Linked DNA regions of Homo sapiens: region 1 is linked to region 2. A link is a loop called in an ENCODE intact Hi-C map of the cell type or tissue named here. Cell type or tissue: tibial artery. All regions are shown on one strand. Region 1 overlaps GMDS (GDP-mannose 4,6-dehydratase). Region 2 overlaps GMDS (GDP-mannose 4,6-dehydratase).

Region 1 (4,000 bases), 57 kb before region 2:
AGCCTGGGTGGCAGAGGGAGACATTGTCTCCAGAGGGAAAGAAAAAAAAAATCACTGGGGAAGGGGATAAGATGGGAACTAGGTGGGTTGGGGATATAGAAGGGCTAGTGTGGAGAGGAAAAGACTCCATGGTAGAATAAAGAAGGCCAGGGGGATGTGGAGGAAGGTGAGTACCTTTGGAGGGCTGGCCTTTCCAGGCAATGGCCACAGCTGGCTGCTAACCCTAAAGGTTCTGGAAAATCACTGAAGGCTTGAAAAGGTTTTAAGGTGGCAGGGAGCAGGGATGGGGATCAGATTTGTATTATTATGCACACATACAAATGAACTTTTAAAAAAAGAAGATATTCTCTTTTTTTATAAAATCGTATTTCCTTTGTATTAATCTTAAATCATATAGCTAATTCCTGCCTTAAAATGAAGGTGTCTGACAAAATACAGAGATTCTCAACTGGTTCTTAATAATTATTTTTAAAATTTCTGGGTAGGGGTCTTCATTTGACCTAAAATATTTCATGTGCCACTTTTAGAGGGAAAGTATGAGAGACATATAATTAAACTATTTAATAGGTCAAAAGTTCAAAAATCACCATTCTGTAGGTGCTATAAAAAGTCACCAGCCTCTCTCAGAAAATAAATTGGTTAGACATTTTGCAGTCGATCCCATAACTGCTCCTCTGCTTTCTGCCCAACTAGAGGGTCCCCATCCATCTCATTCAGACGAAAAGATAAAAATGGGAAGCTCCAACCACTGGAAATTCGTGTCCTCAGAAGTGGTTGGGGACGTTTGGGTTTTCTTCGGTTTCTTCAATTTGAACAGGCTTTAAATATCCCTTAGAGCTTCAAAAGCTCCTACCAGATATTCCAGGGGGAAAAAAAAACAAAAAACCTTTTTCTTATTACTTGACCAAAAGCTGGAATTGGAAACACCCTATGGGTCCTGAAAATGAAAGGACTGCCAAGTGTGTGTTTACTACATTAATGCAGAAGTCATGCATAAATTCAGGCAGAATGACAAGGCAAAGCATACAAGGGACACATTCTGTGGTTCATTAAAACCTAGAGCAGATTTTCTTCTTCTTCTTCTTTTTTAAGATGGAGTCTCGCTCTTTCACCCAGGCCGGAGTGCAGTGCTGTTATCGTGGCTCACTGCAACCTCTGCCTCCGGGTTCAAGCGATTCTCGTGCCTCAGCCTCCCAAATAGCTGGGATTACAGGTGCGTGCCACCACCCCTAGCTAATATTCATATTTTTAGTAGAGACGGGTTTTCACCATGTTGGCCAGGCTGATCTGGAACTCTAGACCTCACGTGATCTGCCTGCCTGGGCCTCCCAAAGGCTGAGATTCAGGCGTTAGCCACCATGCCAGGGCTAAAATCTCCAGCAGATTTTCTTCTGACTTCTTGAGGTAAATATTCTAGTTTATAGATTCATGTGCAGAAGAGAAAATGTTTGGCATATTCTTTTTTAATCCCATTCTTACAATTCTTACCGTTTTTACATATCTAAAATATATGTCAGATAATGACACTGACCATTATCTAAGTTAGATAATGACACTGACCAATTCAGACCATGACAAGCCAAGTCGGGCTACACAACCACTGAAAATGTTATTATAGGATAATCAATATCCCTATAAATCAATCAATGAGAAAACAGCTTAATAGAAAAATATTTGCAATAAGACTAATAATTTGGCAGTAGGTTGGAAAGCCCTGTAAAGTATGAAGTTTGGACTTTGTTTTGCTATTATTGTTTTGAAGCAGGCAACACTATACTTCTAATCATTCTCTTGGAATAAAAAGTTTGAATGCTTTGTGTTCTACCATAGCTACATTAAATGTTTAAAAAAAAAAAAGCCAGAGGTAAACGTGCTAGAGATCCCTGAGGTGGCAAGAGCTGTGATTATTTAGAGAGCTGATGTGAAACAGACCTGACCAGGACTGAACCCTGTCAATAAGGTCTTGTTCTTCTCACCCAGGCTGCTTCTCAGACTTTCCAACCACACTGGAACATTCTGAACCAGTAGTGGCACCGGCTTCCTCCTCACTTCCTTGCCAGGCCTCTCGAGTGATAGGGCCTGGGCCGCACAATGAGTGGGAAACGAGCCGAGCGAGGGCTCCTGGTCCCCAGCCCAGGGGGCCCAGCTGGCCGCCCCCTCGTCCTTTCCCCAGGCCCCTGGGGGACTCCAGGAGAGACGTGGTATCTGAGCAGGCAGACGTCCGCCAAGCCAACAGGATGGTGGTTTCCGCCTCCTCTTGAAGCACAGAGCTGATAAAGAATGCTCCAATCAGACTAATGACTGAAATGTCACAGCAAATGAGAACCTACAACCACCATTAAGTTCTGACGCTTGACTCCTCTGAAACAAGGAACAAACAGACTAAATCTGTAACTCATTCAGTATGAACACAATTATTCTGGTATAAAGTCCTGCCTAGGTTCAATCCTTGTTACAGAAAACTCTTTAGTTGTAAAGATAATGTCCCAATATGACCCTTTTAAGTTTAATTTTACACGTGGGCTATTAAGGGTATCTATTTTATATTAAATGCCATACTATTTTGAGCAATCACCATGGCTTTAACATTTTCAAGACACAGAAATATTTTCCTTTTTTTTTTTTTTTGAGACAGAATTTCACTCTTGTTGCCCAGGCTGGAGTGCGATAGTGCAATCTCGGCTCACTGCAACCTCCATCTCACAGGTTCCAGTGATTCTCCTGCCTGAGCCTCCTGAGTAACTCAGATTACAGGTGCCCACCACCACACCCAGCTAATTTTTTGTATTTTTAGTAGAGACAGGTTTCACCATGTTGGCCAGGCTGTTCTCAAACCCCTGACCTCAGGTGATCCACCTGCCTCAGCCTCTCAAAGTGCTGGGATTATAGGTGTGAGCCACCCATCCTACTCTCGCAAGAACTAAGCTAGGAAGGTGGGCAGATATTTGGCATCTCGGGTAACTGAGGCACAGGGGGGTTAGCCAACTTTTCTAATATCACACTAGTTACAGACAAAGCCAGGACTAGAATCCTAGCCACCCACTGTTTTGAAGTAGAAAATAATCTCCTTCCTCCCACTCCTCTACCTGGCACCAAAACATGTCAAAACCCAACAAAATAATAAGAGACCATAAAAGATACATTTTCAAACCAAGTTGATGTAGTCATTTTCCATTACAGGGTATTTTATGGATGAAACAGTGCTTCCAGTTCTAATCAAGTGACCCAAATGCAGAGAAGTCATGTAATTTTAGAACACTCCAGAGCTCAGAGGAGGGAGAAAGGATACAGCACCTGAGATTTTCCCGGTCTGGGTTTTTGGGGGACTGGCACTGCCCATGCAGTTGTTCAGTGTTGTTTGGAGGTGGATTTAGATTGCTGGTGGTTGTAGGTCCAGCTTTGGGGCCAAAGGGCAGGGCACCAGGGTCCCATGGGGCCAGGTTTCAGTGTTCCTGACGCCTATCCTGTTCTTCCGAGGGGATGGACCCTCACTTTTCATGAAGTACTCAGAAATGTTCCAGACAGAGTTATGTAAAAATTAAAGACCAATTCCAGAAATTCACAGAATCATGTTTTGACTACAGTATGACAACTACCTAAAATTCCACAACTATGAAAAGCTGAAAGAAACACAGAAAGTTTCTGTGTTTCTCAATGACCACAGATGGCTAAAAAAAAGACTGATCTCACATCCACACATCCCCCACACACACCCCATCCCAACACCTATGTACGAGGGCAAGCCATCCTCCCGCAACACAGGAAGACTAGCATTTTTCTCCTCTCTTCCAATACAGATGAATAAGTAGCCCAGACAGACAAACGAAAAGGGAACTTTCTTACATGCAATGTGAGAACCTGGCCCCTCTGAACTGCATGCTAAATCATACTGTATGTTTCTACTTAAGCACCCTGTGGCGGCTTCTTTGAACAGGATACGGTCATGGTACTGGGCTAAAGAAACCACACCACTAATAAAACGAATCTCTTTGTTTAGATC
Region 2 (4,000 bases):
CAAGCTCCTGGGCTCAAACGATCTGCCTGCCTCAGCCTCCCAAAGTGCTGGGATTACAGGTGTGAGCCACCACGCCCAGACAAAAGATTATTTGCAAATCATTACTGTTCACTGACAATGTACCTAGTTACCCAAGAGCTCTGATGGAGATGTACAAGGAGGTTAATATGTTGTTTTCATGCCTGCTAACACAACATCCATTCTGCAGCCCATGGATCAAGGAGTAATTTCAACTTTCAGTCTTATTATTTAAGAAATGCATTTTTCTTAGGCTATACCTGCCACAGCAAGTGATTCATCTAATGGAATGAAAATCTTCTAGATAGGGATTCACCATTCTAGATTCATGATTCATGGAAAAGGGTCAAAATAGCAACATTAACATAAGTTTGGAACTTATTAACATAAGTTTGGAAGAAGTTGATTCCAATCCTCATGGATGACTTTGAGAGGGTCAAGACTGCCATGGAGGAAGAACCACAGAAGTGCAGCCTGAAGATAGGACTGAATTGCTGCAATATCATGATAAAACTTGAATGGCTGAGGAGTTGCTTCTTATAGATAAGCAAAGAAAGTAGTCTGTTGAGATCAAATCTACTCCTGGTGAAGATGCTATGAACATTGTTGAAATAGCAACAAAGAGTATTACATAAACTTAGTTGATAAATTTAGCAGCAGCAGGGTTTGAGAAGATTGATTCCCTTTTTTAAAGAAGTTCTACAGTGAGTAAAATGTTAGCAAACAGCTGAATGGCACAGAGAAATCTTTTGTGAAAGGAGGAGTCAACCAATGTGGCAAACTTTATTATTGTCTTATTGTAAGAAATTGCCACAGCCACCCCAACCTTCAGCAACCACCACCCTGATCAGTCAGCAGCCACTAAAAGGGAGGCAATACCCTCTACTAGCAAATAGATTACAACTCACTGAAGGTTCAGATGATCACTGGCATTCTTTAGCATAAGATATACTTTAGTTATGTACATTTTTTAGATATAATGCTACTGTACACTTAATAGACTACAGTACAGTGTCAACATAACATATATGCACAACATAACTTATATATGCATAAGTTATATATAACTTGTATATGCATAAGTTATATATAACTTACATATTCATGTGACTCATTTTATTGTCATATTCACTTTGGGATCACAGTGGTCTGGAACCAAATCTACAATATCTCAGAGGTATGCCTGTATCATACAGGCGGTCAACTTCTCTCCATTTTCTCTGCCCACACTTTTATCCAATCCTCCAACATCTCTCGCCTGACTACTGTAATAGCCTCTTAATAGGTATATTTTCTTTCACTATTGGCTCCCTAAAATCCATATGCAGCAAAAGTGATCTCAAACCACACGTGAGACACCACTTCCACTCAACAACTGGCACTAAGAATAAAACTAAAACTCATGACCAAGTCAATTAAGCCCCTAGAAGATCTGGCCCTTGCCTACCTTCCCCCCACCTCTCTTAACGATTCTCTTCCTCATTATACTCCTGGCCTCTTTCCATCCCTTGAACACACTAACTAGGCTTTTTGCTACTTTGAGGTCTTTGCACTTCTATTTGTTCTGCCTAGAAAGGTCCTCTCTGATGACTTTAGATTTCAGTTCAAATCTCAGCTCAGAGAGGCTGCCCGGACCTACATAGCTATCATTCCCTGTCACTCTCTAGCACGGTGCTTCCCAAACTATCTGTGATGAAGGACCCATTGTTTTTCATTGTCAATCTGTCATAAAACTTTTGTAAAAATTCAATAAAAAATTTTCTTTTAAAAATGTAACTTTAAAAACATATAAAATACAAGCCCAAAATTCTCATTATCAGCATTAACAGTCAAAAAATCTATCATATTACCATAAAAGTCTCTTGTTTTCTGTGTTTATACCATTGGGAACCATTGTAATCAGCACACAACTGTCAGCAGATAAGACTGTGACATTGCTCCAGTGTGCCACCAAGCTAATTCCTTTCACAATACTTGCCACACTCTAGAGTCGCTATTCATTTATGTGTTGATCTGTACCAGACACTGTTTTAGGCACTGGAATTGAAGCGATCAACAAAACAGACAAGATCCCTGCACTCACAGGGCTCACGTTCTATGGTGGAGGCCCAGGGAGGATAGGCTATTGGTCAAGCCGACAAGGCAAAGCCAGCTTTAAACTTAGATTTGACTCCACGGTTTTTCCTGAGTTCTGAAAAATCTTCAGCACTTAGCTAAGCAGTGAAGTATGCCAAATGCATCCTAATCAGGGAGGAAGAAATGAAAGCTGGGATACAATTACTGAACAAACTTAAGTTTTTTCAAAGTTGATATCAACAACAACATCCTCCTACAAAACATGCCTGTGGTCACCGCCAGCTGCAGCATATTGGCATGCATCTGATCCAATGTGGTACTTCTGACTCTCATGTACACCACCATTTCTTCCTCAAAACTACTGCACTTTACATTACGTATTCTTTGTATTGTACACCAACCAAATATTTTAATCAAAATAATTACTTCTAAATTGGTACACATTGAGATACCAACTCTGAGGATCCAACAATGTGGAAGAGTTAAACATCTTCAACGAGTGTCTGGAGCCAACAACAATAAATACAGTTACAGCCATTTTACTCATTTTCCACAGCTAAACTGCCCAGATGTGTACCAAGGCTGCCCTGTGTCATTCCACCCTGTGTGCAAGTTCCTTCACCCACATGTCTCAGATGAGCAGTTAAAAGAGCCACCCAAGATGTAATCAATGCCTAAATACTGCCACCCTAGGGCCAAGATAATGTTAAACCTAACAAATCCATAACCCAATTTCCTGAAGCCTCATCAGCTTGTGATTAAAATAAGGTCCCCATTCAGAACACATCAGCCTCGTCTATGTAGTAAGGCTGGGGCTGCACCCTGAGTTTCTAGAATATGCTCACATTCCTTCCACTGTCATTCAATCAACTCATTATCTCCCCCAAAACTCTGCAGATTGTTATTATTCCCATTTTACAAATGAGAAAACTGAGAACCACGCGTTTAGTAATAATTCTCAAAAAATAAGTTAACATATATTTATTAAATTCTTATATTAAATACAATGTTCTTACCAATGAGTCCCAAACTTGGCTAGGCTTCAAGTCACCCAAACTGTAGTGAACAGAGTTGCCAGGTGGTTCTAATGAAGCCAAACTGGCACTAGGAACCAATGAAATTTGCCATGTAAAAACCAAGTGTACAAACAGAAACATAAAGGGAATGTAGGAAAATGAAATCTACTCATTTCCACAGCCTATGCGGACCGCTGCAATGTTTTAATGTACAATGTTAATAGAATACTGTTTGTGTAGCAATTCAAAAATCACTTCAGATGTTTATGTTACTGTAATCAGGGGATATTTTTAAGTATCCCTTAAAATTAGCAAAAATACCAATTAATGAAATCTGGCATAAGTCTACCTACTCAACTTAGCTGATTCCCAAAATAAGGCAAAGGGCACTATTTAAAGATTTCCATTAATACACTTGAATATCTGAATCAACCTGGATGAAAGAGGAATCTATAACAAGCCCCTACAGTTACTTCTGCAGAAACAATGTGTTCGCTAGCCTTTCCATAATAAATTAAACATGCTAAAAGAACTTCATCTCTGTATTTGATGTCCCTTCCAGCTGCCTTCAAGCATTTGCTCTAATACACACTGAAGACCATTGTTTAGGTATATTTATTAATTTAGAGAAAAAAAATCCATTCTGTCAAGCAAGTACTAAAAACCACACAACCACCTACACAGTTTCGCTTAGGAGGATCTGACTAATCAAGGTGAAGAACTGAAATTACTGAGTGGTTATGTACTAATTCTCTCACTGTTGGAGTTTAAAACGGGTGCCTAAAAGAAGTCTGTATTTGGATTTGCCACATTGCACAAATAGTATATATACGTGTACATATATTTCATATTTATAATTATGCATGTGGATAAGCTTTATACTTTCGATA

The links. Hi-C counts contacts between places; a loop is a spot of excess contacts. Peaks named below come from ENCODE experiments on the same cell type or tissue, not always from the same donor. Only the 100,000 strongest peaks of a DNase experiment are listed, where the experiment ranks them.
Region 1: it touches region 2 in a loop (2.1-fold over the local background); 15 of 110 quality-filtered maps call a loop at or near these places.

Annotation. Positions count from the first base shown.
Region 1 is chr6:2,125,564-2,129,563 of GRCh38, forward strand. All of the region lies in intron 1 of GMDS (GDP-mannose 4,6-dehydratase), which reads right to left. Among named protein-coding and RNA genes, the nearest start is that of GMDS, 120 kb to the right of the region's middle. In tibial artery, no CTCF peak of the experiment used is centred here; a DNase peak (open chromatin) is centred at 2,019; H3K27ac peaks cover 1,829 bases.
Region 2 is chr6:2,182,927-2,186,926 of GRCh38, forward strand. All of the region lies in intron 1 of GMDS (GDP-mannose 4,6-dehydratase), which reads right to left. Among named protein-coding and RNA genes, the nearest start is that of GMDS, 61 kb to the right of the region's middle. In tibial artery, no CTCF peak of the experiment used is centred here; no DNase peak of the experiment used is centred here.